Linked DNA regions of Homo sapiens: region 2 is linked to region 1. A link is an interaction called in ENCODE POLR2A ChIA-PET data of the cell type or tissue named here. Cell type or tissue: GM12878. All regions are shown on one strand.

The links. ChIA-PET counts read pairs that join two places held together with the same protein. Peaks named below come from ENCODE experiments on the same cell type or tissue, not always from the same donor. Only the 100,000 strongest peaks of a DNase experiment are listed, where the experiment ranks them.
Region 2: POLR2A ChIA-PET joins it to region 1 with 10 read pairs; 7 of 35 experiments call an interaction of 5 or more read pairs at or near these places.

What each region holds. Positions count from the first base shown.
Region 1 is chr16:10,866,655-10,874,654 of GRCh38, forward strand. It overlaps a transcript of CIITA not described here. Among named protein-coding and RNA genes, the nearest start is that of CIITA, 6.5 kb to the right of the region's middle. RefSeq lists an enhancer at 4,256-5,455. In GM12878, no CTCF peak of the experiment used is centred here; DNase peaks (open chromatin) are centred at 2,136, 3,652 and 4,607; H3K4me3 peaks cover 1,484 bases; H3K27ac peaks cover 2,718 bases.
Region 2 is chr16:10,923,092-10,931,091 of GRCh38, forward strand. CIITA (class II major histocompatibility complex transactivator) reads left to right here. Exons shown (of 20, transcript NM_000246.4): 19 at 137-234; 20 at 787-8,000. The coding sequence ends at 212. DEXI (Dexi homolog) reads right to left here. Exons shown (of 2, transcript NM_014015.4): 2 at 5,800-6,468. Among named protein-coding and RNA genes, the nearest start is that of DEXI, 15 kb to the right of the region's middle. RefSeq lists an enhancer at 7,532-7,581. In GM12878, a CTCF peak has its summit at 7,825 (motif pointing left); no DNase peak of the experiment used is centred here.

The DNA of each region.
Region 1 (8,000 bases):
TCAATGGGAAGGCAGACTGGTGAGAAATCCAAGTGTCTAGTGAGCTGGCAGGAGCAGTGAAAACTTGGAGCACTGTCTCTGTTGCTGGGTGTGCTGGAGCGAACGGCGTGCTTCCCACTCTGCTGGAAGGAACCATCCCAGGGGCACGCAGCCAAATGCCTGCTTGGGTTCACTCCCTGAGCCCTGACGATACACCAACATTAACGGGGCATGGATGGACAGATCAGCTCCTGCCTTCAAAGGGGTCTGCTGTCTAGTGGGGAAGATGGATGCAGGCACAATCAGTGTGAGTCAAAATGAGAGAAATGGGGCCGGGTGCACTGGCTCACGCCTGTAATCCCAGCATTTTGGGAGGCCAAGGCAGGTGGATCACCTGAGATCAGTTCGACACCAGCCTGGCCAACATGGCAAAACCCTGTCTCTACTAAAAAATACAAAAAACAGCCAGACATCCTGGTGGGTGCCTGTAGTCCCAGCTACTCAGGAGGCTGAGGCAGGAGAATTGCTTGAACTGGGAAGGCAGAGGTTGCAATGAGCCGAGATCACGCTACTGCACTCCAGTCTGGGCAACAGAGCAAGACTCCATCTCAAAAAAAAAAATAGAGAAATGGGGTGCAGAGAAAGGAGGAGCCAGAGAAAAAGCTGAAAGCAGAGCCCACTGTGTGTGTTGGGGGGGGGCATGTGTGCGTTTGCATGCATTTGCTTGTGTGTGCATGTGTGTGTCTGTGTGACACACAGAGACAGAAACCGAAAGACAGAGGGAGAGCGAGAAAGGAAGGGAGAGAAAGACAGACACAGAAAGAGACAGAGAGACAGGCAGAGACAGGGAGAAAAGGGAGGGAGAGGAAGGAAGGTGGAGGCTGATGGAGGAAGAGAAAAAGGGAGAAGGTGGGGGAAAGAAAGAGAGAGAAAGAGAGAATAAGAACTCGCTTACGGGAGAGAGAATGAAGGCCTTATTTTTAAGAGCGTTGGTGGCACACAATCATCTCAAACCAGAAAGACAAGCCTGCACTGTCCTCTTTCCACTCACATCCTTGGCTCCTCCAACTTTTTACGTCTCCTACCCACTTACAAAGAAGTCCTCCCTTCATTGTAATGTCACAACTTTCTTTCTTTTTTTGAGACGGGGTCTGTTCTCTTGCCCAGGCTGGAGTGTAGTCGCATGATCACAGCTCACTACAGCCTCCATTTGCGGTGCTTAAGTGATCCTCCCACCTCAGCCTCCCAACTAGCTGGGACTACAGGCATGCACCACTATGCCTGGCTAATTTTTTTTTAATTATTTTTTGTAGAGATGAGGTCTCACTATGTTGACCAGGCTGCTTGCGAACCCCTGAGCTCAAGCGATCCTCCCACCTTGGCCTCCCAAATTGCTGGGCTTACAGGCATGAGCCACCACACCCAACCTGGTCATAACTTTCTAAAGACGGTGTTTGTTCCATCTCCTTCTGAAATGCAAGTCTTGAGAGAATAACAGTGATTGACATTGATTATTTAGTGTGCCAGAAACAGCCTAAGCGCAATCTAGAACCCTCTTACTTCTCCCTTGACCTTGAGCCCTTTGATCCCCATCCTTATTTAACACTTAAAGAAGAAAACAGACTCTGCCCAGGGGTGACGCAACTTGCCCAGGTCCCCCAGGTGGGAAGCGGTGAAGACTGGATTTGAAGACAGACAAGCTTTGATCTTCAACTTAGCCTTCAGGGCATCAAATGCATTTTGGCGGCCTTATCTTGGGCACCAGGGCAGTGTTGTTTACCAGCTTTCCTGCCAAGACAACATTTCTACAGGGCTGGTTCTTCTTGTGGTCAAATTCTCACCCAAGTGGTTTCCATCGTCTATTGGACTCCTCTTTAATTCTCTTCCTCCTAACAGTCACCTAGGCAAAGGGGCATCTTTACCACCCAAACATTCTCCCTTGGCTTCTCAACAGGGGCGCAGACAGCCAGTGTGGTCTTGATGGTGGCACAGATGCCACCTGGGGGAGAAGCCAGAACCTTCCTCTCTCCCTGGCTGCAGCCCCTCCTGCCCCAGCCACATGTGCCTTCACTGCCGGACACTTCAGCCCCTCCCACCCCCTCTTTCCGAGAGTGCTGGTTCCTGTTATTTAACTCTGTTTCCTCCCTCGGGAGGTAATATATTTATTTCTGATCCCACGTGACTCCAGAAAGTGGAACTGCACTCGGGGCCCAGTGTGGTCTTCGGGGAGCTGGGAGGGGTGCAGGGCAAGTTGCTCTTTTCCTGCTTTCTCTTTCTGCCCTCCAGCCAGCTTCCCTCCAGGGCTGCCAGGCTTGACCTGCGACAGTGGGCAGGTGTGCTGCTGCTGGGCAGCTCTCAGAGGGGAAGAAAGAGGACAGGGCAAGAGAATTGCATGGTTTGTAAACAAAGGGCACTGACTTTCATTTTGATGGGGGTTCGGAAAAGGAAATCATCCATGTGGGGTTTTTGTGACCCTCCCTCTCAACCACTCTATAATGACCTTGGCCCTCTGCTGTGCTAAACGCTGCACTGGCTCCCACGTTACTCAGAGAAAAAGCTAAATCTGGACAATGGCCCACAAGGCCTTTCCTACCTCATCAGCTCCCTGCTCTCATCCCCTACTCCTGTCTGCCTTGTTCATCTACTCCAGCCATGTTGGCACCCTCGCTGTTCCTTAGACACGCTCAGCACACTGTCTGCCTCAGAACCTTTGCACATGCCGTTCCCTCTGCCTGGAGCACTGTTCTCTAAGCATTTTCTTGGTCAACCTCCTAAATTCCTTCTATTCTTTGCACCTTATCAATGAAGCCTGCCCTGACCAAGCCATTTAGAATTGCAACTCCTCCCTCCACACTCTGAGCCCCCTCCCCAGATTGATTTTTTCCCCACTTTTTTTTTTTTTGATACAGAGTCTTGCTCTATCGCCCAGCCTGGAGTGCAGTGGTGAGATCTCAGCTCACTGCAACTTCCATCTCCCAGGTTCATGCAGTTCTCATGCCTCAGCCTCCCAAATAGCTGGGATTACAGGTTTGTGCCACTATGCCTGGCTAATTTTTGTATTTTTAGAGACAGGGTTTCTCCAAGTTGGCCAGGCTGGTCTTGAACTCCTGACATCAAGTGATCCGCCCACCCCACAAAGTACTGGGATAACAGGCATGAGCCACTGCGCCTGGCTCCCCACCTTCTGTATATCTTACTTTTGTATTACGTGTGTGTTGTTTATTGTTTGACCCTCCCACTGGAAAATAAACTCCACATGGACATGGATCTATGTTTTGATCACAATATGTCCCAAATACCTAGCACAGGGCCTGAGCACAGGGTAGGTATGCAATATATATTTGTTGAATGTTCAGTGGATGGATGCGTTGATGAGTGGGTAGATGGATGAATGGATAGTTCATGTAATGCCATTATTCCTACTTTACCAATGAGTAAACTGAGGCACAGAGAAGTTAATGATTTGCCTCTGGTCATGACCTGAGGAGGGAGACTATGGGGTCTCATGAGTCCTGGCCAATTGCAGTACTTCCTGCAAAAAAAAAAAAAAAAAAAAAAAAAAAAGTACTGCTTTAGCTTCCTCTTCTAAACAACCCAAGGGGCTACCGTAAATCTACCCCAAATAGGGTGGCAGTCTTCAAACTGAAACCAGCCTGATGATTCAGAAGTCCCCTTCAGATATTGCAGTGCCTTAGGTGCAATTGTGCAGAAAGCCCAGTTCTGGAGATGGGAGCTTAGGGGTTTCGCTCTGTGCTACACTGAGCAACCTGTGTGCATCCAGCCCCAGGAAAGTTCCAGTGAGTCCCAAGAGTCAAAGTCCTTGCCCTGGAGGAACTCAGGTGCCTCAGTGGGAAGTTAAAGCAAACATTTAGGCAGTCCCTGGTCAACAGTGGGTCACAACATCTGAACAACATCTATCAGAGGCCAAAGAAGGGGGAGCTAGGATGGGTGATGATGGAAAAAGAACCAGGCTGGAGGCTGGACAGCTGGACAGCTCTGGATCTGAAGCCATGTTCTGCTCCTTACGTACCATGTGACCTTGGCCACATGACTAGACCACTCGGAATCTCAGTTTCTTCATCTCTGAAATGGGAGCAATGATACGAATCTCCCAGGGCTCTAGTGAGGGTTAAATGAGATGGTAGGTAGAAACCTTCCAAGGCAGTGCTTGGCATTAGGTCGCACTGTATAAATATCAGACCACTCTGAGTCTAACAGCAAGGAGAATGGAACAGGAAGAAGATAAACCAGGGGTTTGAGGCACCAAGAAAAATAATTACTGCAGTCTGGGGGCCCCAGACAATATCTAGACACCTACCCCATGCAAAATGCAGTGCTGAGTGCTTGGGTACTGTGCATATTTGAGAAACAAATCAATGTGGCCCCTGCCCTCGAGTTGAACTGGCACATGGGCCATGTCCTCAGACAGCCTGAGTGCCTGTCCTGCCTTCCCAATTCCAAGAGGTATGACTTTGAGCACTTCCCGGGCGCCCCGCCTCAGTTTCCCCATCTATAAAGTGGAGATGATAATAGCATTCAGAGTCACTGATCTAAGGGCTCAGGGACACCATTCAGTGTAAGCCCCATACACTCCCTGCAAGAGGAAGCTGGTTCTGACTCAGCCTTGAGGCTGGCGTCTGAGGCAACCACAAGCCCAACGTGCATGGTGGAAAGATGACTGTAAGTGGGGGCAACCTCAGCTGGCCTTGGGTTTGACCATGGAATGCGAGGCACAAAGGGGCCCATTTTGCATACTTTCTCAGAGGCTGTAGGGCACCCCTGCCAGGGTCTTACATTTTATTGATTCCTCTGACTCTACTTTGTTGGTTGTTTTTGTTGTTCTGATTTCATTGCGTGACATTTTTGCCCATGAGGTCTCAGTTCTAGGAATGACAGAACAAAGGCTCCCTCTGGGAAGTCGCCTGATTTATTGGAAAGGGAGGAACACCCCACCCTTAGGGATCGCTAAGCTCCCTTCCTCCAGCTTCCTTCCCCATCTGGCCCTTAGGATGTGAGAAACCAGAGCTGTGACACACCAGAGAGGAGAGAGGCTGTGCCCTCTCACCTTCTGGGCTTCCTTTCCTGAGAACCAGCCCCTGTTCTGATTTTGGGAGTCTCCTTTGCCTCAGGGAGGGGGATGTGTTGGCGAGGAAGACTCGTGCCTTTCATCTTGGACTGCTTCTCTGGCCCTCTACCCCAGGAACCACAGAAGGAGACACACCTGTACCCGGAAGCTGGCATTTCCCCATGGGTTTTCCCAGGCCAGCCTGTTCCAAACACAGCTTGCCCCCAAGCCTGGCACTTCTCCAACCAGTCACGGTTTCTGTTCTCTGTTGCTATGACCTTGAGCAGTTCACCTGCGTTCCTTACTGTCTACTTTCCCATCCACCTACCTGCCTGCCCTCCAACTTTCCTGATCTGTGTACCTACCTTCCTATATCTACTTCTTTTTATTATTATTATCATTATTCTCACCCTGTCTTTTTTTTAATTTTTTTTGGGTGGGGGGGACACAGTCTTGCTTTGTAGCCCAGGCTGGAATGCAGTGGCGTGATCTCAGCTCATTATAACCTCTGCCTCCCAGATTCAAGCAATTCTCCTGCCTCAGCCTCCCGAGTAGCTAGGATTACAGGCGCCTGCCACCATGCCGAGCTAATTTTTATATTTTTAGTAGAGACAGGGTTTCATCATGTTGGCCAGGCTGGTCTCAAACTCCTGACCTCAAGCAATCCACCCATCTCAGCTTCCCAAAATGCTGGGATTATAGGCGTGAGCCACTGTGCCCAGCCTCTCGCCCTGTCTTATGGTGGTAATCTACTTCTCAATTTATCTATTTATATCTACTGTCTACATACTTATACACTTATTTACTCATGTCTACTTATCAGTTAATCCATTTCTCTACCTACCTAATCACCCATATATTTCCCATGTATTTACATGTCAAAGTATTTCCCTGCATTCCTACCAGCTAAGCCCCCTTTACAACAATCCATCAGCAGGTCCAGGTTCTCATACACCCTCCCATGTCCCTCCCTAATTTGGATACATAGCAGTTGTATTCTACTCACCTATCTCCCTATTCACCGATCTCTTTCTCTCCCTTTCTTGCCTCCTTTCTTTCCTTCTCCTGAATCATTTATTTAGCACCTGCTAGAAATTATGGTGGACTCCCCATCCAGTGCTCTTTCACCAAAAAGCATGAGATGAAGAAGGACTTTTAACCTAGTAGGGGAGGAATCTTCATCCATTTGGAACTGGAGGCTGCCTTGATCATTCAAATCTAAAACTCCATTCATTCCTTCAAATGGTCTTAGAATAGTGTATCTTCTATTTTATTATTTTATTTTATTTTTTGAGACAGGGTCTTGCTCTGTCGCCAAGGCTGGAGCACAGTGGCGCAATCACAGCTCACTACAGCCTCAATCTCCTGGGCTCAAGACATCCTCCCATCTCAGCCTCCCAAGTAGCTGGGACTACAGGCATGCACCACTATGCCCGGCTAATTTTTTTATTTGTGGTAGAGATGAGGTCTCGCTATGTTTCCCACGGCTGGTCTCAAACTTCTGGGCTCAAGCGACATACCTGCCTTAGCCTCCCAAAGTGCAGTGTGCCACTGCACCTCGCCTGATAATGTGTCTTTCAAATGCTCAGTCTTGTGTAGGTATTGGGGTAAGTGCAGAAAATTAAAGACCTGATCCTAGACATTAACAGATGTATGATCTAATCAGAGGTAGCAGAGATGATGCTTATGAACTTGAAAGTTAAAGTTGTATTGCCAAATAATGTTGCAGCAAGTTTTGTAAAACACAGCAAAGCAAGAAAATTATAGTTAGCTGGAAGCGCGATGAAGGTGGGAACTCGAGCTTTGCAGGATGGCTAAAATATAGACCAAAAGGGAGAAGGCAGGAGAGCAGCACCGGGAGGGAGCAAGCTCCCAGCATTCTTCCTTGGCTTGCAGGGAACCAAGGTGCAAAGGTAGGACTGAGCAGAATCTGTTTTGGGAGACTGCAGCAAGGACCGGCAATTTTTCCAGAACAACTGTTCTTTACTTGGAAGACCTAGTTACTCCCCATCTCTCCCTGGGACTTGCCAGGGGACCCCAGCATGGCAACCTTAATGATGGTTCTGCTGGGTGCTAGTGGTTGCTGGCATGCTAGTTTCTGACTCGAGACAAATAAATTCAGATCCCTAGGGTAAGACCGGCTTCAGCAGCACCTCTCCTGACAGGGGTCCCGTCTCAGGAGAGAACTGACTTTGTCCCAAGCAGACCTGGGCTCGGGGAATCCTCATCACCTCTGCAAGAGTTTTTTGTTGTTGCTGTTGTTGTGTTTTGTTGTGTTTTGTTTTTGTTTTTGATTTTTTGAAATAGAGTCTCGCTCTGAAGCCCAGGCTGGAGTGCAGTGGTGTGATCTCGGCTCACTTGCAACCTCCACCTCCCCCAGGTTCAAGCAATTCTCCTGCCTCAGCCTCCCAAGTAACTGGGATTACAGGCGTGCACCACCACACCTGGATAATTTTTCTATTTTTAGTAGAGACAGGGTTTCACCATGTTGGCCAGGCTGGTTTCGAATTCCTGACCTCAGGTGATCCGCCCGCCTCAGTCTCCTAAAGTGTTGAGATTACAGGCGTGAGCCACCACGCCCGGCCTGCAGGAGTCTTTAAGAGGCAGGAACAAGGATGCAGGTGTTTCAACAGAGAGGAAGCCTGGGGTGGGCTTCATTCCTCCTCGTGCTCTTTGCCCCCATTCACTCAGTGCTAGAGGTTGTCATTCTGCCTCTGAGACATCCGGCCCCCTCCCTCTCCATCCCCACACCCTCACCTGCCACAGCTGAAATCCAGGTGTGCCTCAGCTCCTGGCTGGGTACCACTGCCACTCATCTGTAGACTCTCTACCCTGGTGCCTTCAGGTGCCAAAGTGCATCCTCTGCCATCAGTCAAACACACAGTTTGACGGATGTCACTTGCTCTGCTCAGAGACCTGCACCGACACAGGCATGGTCAGGTTCAGGTCTTGTGGA
Region 2 (8,000 bases), 56 kb after region 1:
GGTCGGTATCTTGCCAGGGGAAAAGTCCCCAACGTTCTAGGCTGGGTGGAAGGAGGGATTTGGGGGCAGCTGTCACTGGGGCCCCAGGCCGCCCTCTCTCCTCTAACCTGGCTCTGAGTCCCATCCCCCCTTGCAGGATGTGGACGCCCACCATCCCATTCAGTGTCCAGGAACACCTGCAACAACAGGATTCACGGATCAGCCTGAGATGATCCCAGCTGTGCTCTGGACAGGGTAACCAGGGTGGGCTTGGGAGGGGAGAGCCGCAGTGGGTTGGGGGCAGTGTCCTTGTGAAGGTGGCATTCAAAAAATGTGGGCGGGACACAGGTGGGGCTAGGCCACCACCCTTGGACGCATGCGTCATCAGAGACATCCCCTCATCTCCACCCTGGGCTCGGTGGAGCTGTCCTCCAGGCTTTGCGAGCTTGGTCCCTGTGGTCAGGCTTAGAGATCAGGGGACAGGAAAGTTGGCCATCCACATCCCACAGCCTCAGTGCTTGGAAGAGCTTCCTTTGGGGACTCCAAGCCTTCCCAGCTGCTGTTTCGGCTTGGTGGCTGCCCTGATGCTCCGGGTTTGTCTCAGATGAACTTGCTTGACAAGTCTCCTGCTCCTCACTATGAAGATCACTGTCCCCCAGCCCTGTGCTCCCCGCACTGTGCTGCACGTCCACCTCCATTCCACTGCCCCTCCCATCCCCCCATCTTGATAGCACCCTTCCCAGGTGTCAAGCTGCCCCTCCTAGAGTGTCCTGCCTAAACCCCCTCTCCTGGCTCCTCCCGCTACAGCATGTTCTCTGAGGACACTAACCACGCTGGACCTTGAACTGGGTACTTGTGGACACAGCTCTTCTCCAGGCTGTATCCCATGAGCCTCAGCATCCTGGCACCCGGCCCCTGCTGGTTCAGGGTTGGCCCCTGCCCGGCTGCGGAATGAACCACATCTTGCTCTGCTGACAGACACAGGCCCGGCTCCAGGCTCCTTTAGCGCCCAGTTGGGTGGATGCCTGGTGGCAGCTGCGGTCCACCCAGGAGCCCCGAGGCCTTCTCTGAAGGACATTGCGGACAGCCACGGCCAGGCCAGAGGGAGTGACAGAGGCAGCCCCATTCTGCCTGCCCAGGCCCCTGCCACCCTGGGGAGAAAGTACTTCTTTTTTTTTATTTTTAGACAGAGTCTCACTGTTGCCCAGGCTGGCGTGCAGTGGTGCGATCTGGGTTCACTGCAACCTCCGCCTCTTGGGTTCAAGCGATTCTTCTGCTTCAGCCTCCCGAGTAGCTGGGACTACAGGCACCCACCATCATGTCTGGCTAATTTTTCATTTTTAGTAGAGACAGGGTTTTGCCATGTTGGCCAGGCTGGTCTCAAACTCTTGACCTCAGGTGATCCACCCACCTCAGCCTCCCAAAGTGCTGGGATTACAAGCGTGAGCCACTGCACCGGGCCACAGAGAAAGTACTTCTCCACCCTGCTCTCCGACCAGACACCTTGACAGGGCACACCGGGCACTCAGAAGACACTGATGGGCAACCCCCAGCCTGCTAATTCCCCAGATTGCAACAGGCTGGGCTTCAGTGGCAGCTGCTTTTGTCTATGGGACTCAATGCACTGACATTGTTGGCCAAAGCCAAAGCTAGGCCTGGCCAGATGCACCAGCCCTTAGCAGGGAAACAGCTAATGGGACACTAATGGGGCGGTGAGAGGGGAACAGACTGGAAGCACAGCTTCATTTCCTGTGTCTTTTTTCACTACATTATAAATGTCTCTTTAATGTCACAGGCAGGTCCAGGGTTTGAGTTCATACCCTGTTACCATTTTGGGGTACCCACTGCTCTGGTTATCTAATATGTAACAAGCCACCCCAAATCATAGTGGCTTAAAACAACACTCACATTTATTCTGCTCACATATCTGTCATTTGAGCAGGGCTCAGCGGGGACAGCTCCTTCTGTCCTACTCTGTGTCAGGTGGGGCAGCTTGAGGGTTGGGCTGGTGTCACCTGAAGACTCATTCTTCTGTACGTCTGACAGGCAATGCTGGCTGTTGGCTGGGGGCCTCAGTGCCACTACGGAATAGTTGGCTAGGACCCCTCCATGTGGGCTAGTTGGGCTTCCTCATAGTATGGTGGCTGGGTTGGAGGGTGTCCCAAAAAGAAAGGAGGGGATAGAGAGAGACCACTTTTCATAACCTAGCCTTAGAAGTCACACAGTATTACTTCTGCTACATATATATGTTTTAAGAGGCAGGGTCTCACTCTGTCGCCCAGTCTGGAATGCAGTGGTATGATCACGGCTCACTGCAGCCTCAACCTCCTGGGCTAAGTGATCCTCCCACCTCAGCCTCCCGAATAGCTGGGACTACAGGTGTGAGTCACCAAGCCCAGTTAATCTTTAGTTTTATTTTTGTAGAGCCAGGGTCTCACTATGTTGCCCAGGCAGGTCTTGAACTCCTGGCCTCAAGTGATTCTCCTGCCTCAGCCTCCCAAAGTGCTGGGATTACAGGTGTGAACCACCACACCCAGCCCACTTCTGCCATATTCTGTTGGCCAGTGTGACAAGGATTGCTACTGTCCTACCCACCCTCCTTTCACCACATGTGCACATGCACGTGTGTGCACGTACACACACATACACACACACGCGTGCACACACCAGAGCCCACCTTGGCTCAAGTCCTCTTTTCTGAGAGGACTTTTCTTTGTGGCTTCCTAAAATTCAGTGGAAAATTAATTGTTTGGGGATGAGAAAGGTTGAAGCACCAAAAGCTTACCAAGGGGAATGTTTGCCTCTGCCTCTGACACACAGCTCTGTCCTGGGAGTGAGCTGGTTTTTAGCGGAGACGGAGTCCCACCTTGGCTGCAGGGAGTCCGAAAGGGACTTGGAAGCTCCGCTTTCTACCCAGCGAGCTGCCGGCACGACTGTTGCTTTTCACTCGGGCATAGTCTGCTCAGAAGCCCCAATTCAAGACATCTTAGCTTACTCCTGGTGGCAGTGGGAGCTGCCTGTTCAGCTCCAGCTCACCAGCCCCAGTGCCCACAGGATCAGTCTGATTCCCAAGCTCTGCTCCTCTCCCCAGCAAGTGAGAGCTGGGTGTCAAGAGGGTCTGAGGAATCCAGACCCGGCTGCGTGGTTGATGATCTTTGCAGACAGGCAAGCACCTCCTGCCTCGAACTGGCTGCAAAGGGTATCAGGTGCTGCCATCCAGGTTCAGCTTGTAAATAGCTCAGGTGTCACCCTGCAAGGGATCCCTGCACTTGCAGACTCTACAGAGGCCATGGGCCTCCTGTGTGTGCGCCTACAGGAGTGAGCACTAAGGTGTGCTCTGATCATCCACTGTGCCATGTGCCAGGTTTTTGGTCTGACCCACTGCTTTTGGTCTGTGTGATGATGAAATGAGGTCAGAGCCTGCAGTTATTAACACTAACGATTTGTTAATGATAGCTACTGTTTATTATTTTATTTAATTTTTTTGAGACAGAGTTTTCACTCTTATTGCCCACGCTGGAGTGCAGTGGCATGATCTCGGCTCACTGCAACCTCTGCCTCCTGGGTTCAAGCAATTCTCCCACCTCAGCCTCCCAAGTAGCTGGGATTACAGGCATGCACCACCACGCCTGGCTAATTTTTGTATTTTTAGTAGAGATGGAGTTTCACCATGTTGGCCAGGCTGGTAATCTGCCTGCCTTGGCCTCCCAAAGTGCTGGGATTACAGGGGTGAGCCACCGCACCCGGCCACTACTGTTTATTTAATGAGCAGATACATGCAAAGCCCTTATCACAGTGCAAGGGAAATTCAAAGCGCTCAGAAAGTATTAGCTCAATAAGTGATGACTGTGTGCCAGACACTGTGCTAAACTCCTACTCAAGAGGGATAAGAGTCTAGGGGCAAGTGGCAGAGACTCTAGAACGAGATTGCCTGGGCTCAACGCCCACCTCACCACTTACTTATGCAAGCTAGTTCTCTGTGCCTCAGTCTCCTCATTTGTAAAATGGGCATAACCACAGCACCTTCTTTATAGGATTATGTGAAGGTGTGGTGAGCTAATACGTTAAGAATTGGAGCTCAATAACATGTTGGCTGTCATTATTACATATATCTGTGTTTCATTCTTGCCTCTGGCTGGAATGTTCTTCCCAGCTCTCCATATGGCTGATTTCTCATCCTTCGGGACTTGCCCCATTCTCCAACCCCATCACTAGTTTTATCTTTTTCACTTATTTATGCAGTCTGCTCTTGTCCTAGGACATGAGCTCCAGGAGGGCGGGAAACATCTCGCTTTGTACACTGCTGTGCCCTCTGTACCCAGCAAGGCGCCTGTGTATAATAGGTGCTCAATAACATAAAATGAACAAATAATCCTCACCTAACGGTTTCATTCATTCTGCAAATACATACTGACAGCACAGTCATGAATAAGATGTTCCTGCCCTGGTGAGTCTTATATTTTAGCAAATTAAAAAAACTCTTTGGACAGGGCTGCCAGGTGAGGTTGGCCAGTCTGTACACTGCACAAAGGCACCTGGGACAAGGGGGAACATGGGGGCTGCAAACCAGTCTGGGTTCTGCTTGCCAAACTGGGAGTCCTGGTGTGGAGCCTTTTAACCCAGAGGGGCATCTTTTCGTAGTTAACGCACAGTCATCGTAAGATGTGGATAAATTACTGTCTCCGTGTCACAGATCTAAGTGATACTTATAGTCACACTCCTATAAAGGAATGGACTTCTGACTTCTTTGGAGGACCTCTCTGCAGGGACAGGCACAGTGTGCCGGAAGTGCCCCTGAACCCCATTTGTCAGGTGGTAAAGCGCTGCTCGGAGGAATCAGGGCATGATAGTGCAATTCCATGTCCAGTGGATTGTAAGTCCACGCACCTTCCAAATGGTCACTCTTCCTCGCAGGCCTCTCTCTGCATACAAATGTCTCCCTCCTGACGCTCACCTTTTTCCCTGGGGCTCTCAAATGTCTTCTTTTCAGATTTCGTAGCTTTTCTTTCTTTAGCATCACTTGAGGGCAAGTGGTGCTCCAACTGTCTCCCCCCAGAGTTCTGCCGCCTGTACTCTCCCACACCTCAGTCTCCTCGCCTGTAGAAAGGGGTCAATCGTTTGAACCCTGCTTCACTTGGTGTGTATGTGAAGGTGCTTTGAAATCAAGTGCTCTGCAAACTGGAGAGAATTACTGCTTGTATTCCGTGAAACTACAAGCTCCCAATTCCACTCATTTAATCCCTCTCTTGCTCTGTTGCCCAGGCTGGAATGCAGTGGCATGATCTCAACTCACTGCAACCTCTGCCTCCCTGGTTTCAAGCAATTCTCCTGCCTCAGCCTCCCGAGTAGCTGGGACTATAAGTGTGCGCCACTATGCCTGGCTAATTTTTTTGTATTTTTAGTAGAGATGGGGTTTCACCGTGGTGGCCAGGCTGGTCTCGAACTCCTAACCTCAAGTGATCTGCCCGCCTCGGCCTTCCAAAGTGCTGGGATTACAGGCATGAGCCACCATGCCAAGCCCTTCCCCCCTATCTTTAATGAAGGTCTACCATGTGCCTGACACAGGGGATACCCACCCCCACTTCTATGGGATTCAGGCCTGGTTTCCAGCTTGGCCTTCAGGCTTTTCCCACCACACCCCAAATGCTGTCCCTGGCTTGTGGAGTGGGGCAGGGGGCCAGCCTGGGACTTTCACGCCAGCCCGACTGGGGCAGACTCTCTCAACCCCACTGGATCTTCTGCTGTTTGTCAGCCACAAGGTTCTGCCTAGAACTCCTTTCCCGAATCTCAAAGTTAAAAAAAAAGGCAGGGCCCCAGGGGTTGGAGTTGCATACATTTTTTTTTAATCCAAAGAAGTAAGCCTCCTAAGTATTGCTTAGACAGGTTTATCAGAATTAAGTAGGCACAACACTCATACTTTCAGAAAAGCATTTCCAGCCAGGGGAGTAACGTGGCACTCACCAGCATGATGTCTGTTTTGCCAACTTGCTGAAGAACGAGTAACCTGAAATGAAGGAGCGAGAATCCCACCCTCAGCCCCCCAACAGCTTCCTCAGCTTCTTTTTCTTCTGAGTCACCCCTGAAACAGTCGCTGCATCTAAGACCAGCCTCGGGCTAAACCCAGCTGGCCTGAAGGCTCAACTCACATCAAACGGAGCTGGGAGTCGCTTTTGCGTGTGTCCGCAGTTTGAAGTGTCCTCTCCGAAGGTGAAGTGGGGGAAGCAGGTGCGCTCCGGGATGAAGTGCAGGGAGGCAAACTCTGGCTGGGTTCCTGTAAACATCCATCGCAGCTGCAAATAATCAGAAGCCAAGGCCAGGCCATCGATTTGACACTGCAGGCAGATGAGGTCTTGGGATGCCTCTTGCGTTCCCCCTTCTGTGGGAGCAGGTGCCTTCCCAACCTCAGCACTCAGTCCCAATCTCTCTTCCACTCTCCTGGGTTCAAACAGGAACCTCTCTGTTGGCACGAAGCTTTTGAGGGGAGCAGGTCTAACAAGAAGGAAAAAGGGGGGTTATTAGCACGGAAGCCCCACCCTGCCACCAGGTTGGCTGGGGACAGGGACCAATCCACCAGGCTCGGGAGGCTTGGGGTGGGGCAGGGAAGTCTTCCTCCATCCCTCAAATTTAGGGAACCACTGGGAGCCCCAGACTCAGGCTGAAAATGTCTTTCTGCAAATATAAAACTCTTTTTAATGAATTTGCCTAATTTCTCAGAGACCCTGGGCTGGAGAACCAGTGCAATGTCACACGGGAGAGGAAGGACTGTCCTGTTTATTGGGAGGGAGGAGGGGGATGCTGGTGCAGCCTGCTCAGGAGTCACCCAGGGTCTGAGGGCTGACTTGCAGCTCTGGGCCAGCTGAGCCAGCGCTGGGTAGTGGGCAGGGCTTGGCAACACCTTCCACCTTGCCCGGAAAAATGCTTTGCAACCTACAGGAAGGCAATAGCCACAGCCAAGTTACTCAGCAGCCCCACTTGGCTCTTTCTCCCAGGATGCAGCATCATCTCCATGGCCTGGCCCCCTGGCACGTCCCCGTTTCCCACTGCCTTCTCTGTGTGCCTAGCCGGGTGCCAGTGTCTCTGTAGCACCTCGTGTTCCCATGCCCAACCCCTCTGCAGCCCCCTCAAGCCCTGCTCTGATTCCAAGCCTCATCTCCCAGCTCACTATCCTTTCCGCAAACTTCACTGAACATCTCGCAGAACTTGTATGTTAAACATGTGACATGTATTGTTGTTTGACAGGGTGCTATTGACATTTGGGGTAGGACAATTCTTGGAGGTGGGGTGGCTGTTCTGGGCACTGAGCATTTAGCAGCATCTCTGGCTCCAGGCCACTAAATGCCAGTAGCACCCCTGGCCACTGGAACAACTAAAAATGCCCTCCTACCCTATTTCCAAGGTCGACCTAAGGGGGCGGAACTGTTTCCATTGAGACCCATGCATCGTATAGGATAAGAAACTGAGGTTCTTATCATTTAATAGGATAAGAAATTGAGGTTCAGAGAAGCCAAGTAACCTGCCTAAAGATGCACAGCTATGAGAGGCAAAGCTGGCACTGGCTTGGTAATAACGATGGAAACGGTCTGAATGAGAGCAGGTACCATTTCCTGAGCTCTTAGCAGACGCTGAGGACCCTGCTAAGTGCCATGAGACCTTAGCAGAGGCTGTGGGTGCCCCGCCCCATTCCCTCCACTCACTCTTCCTTGCAGGTCGACCTGCCCTTCTTTGCTGAGGCCTTTCTCTGCCTCCAGAGCCTGCTTGGTCCTCAGGCTGTAAGTGCAGGCAGAGCTAATGTCTCTCCATAGCTGCCCTCCACCAGCCTGCTCCTGAGACACCTGCTGGCCAGCAGCCTGAAGCAGAATCCTTTACTCAGATTCAGCCGCACAGATGCTCACTGCAGAGATCTCCAAGGCCTGTGGTCATCCTTGAGCCCATCTCAGATTTGTGTGGATAGGGTGTTAGAGAACATGGAATCAGCTGGATAGAGTGGTTCATGCTTGTAATCCCAGCACTTTGGGAGGCTG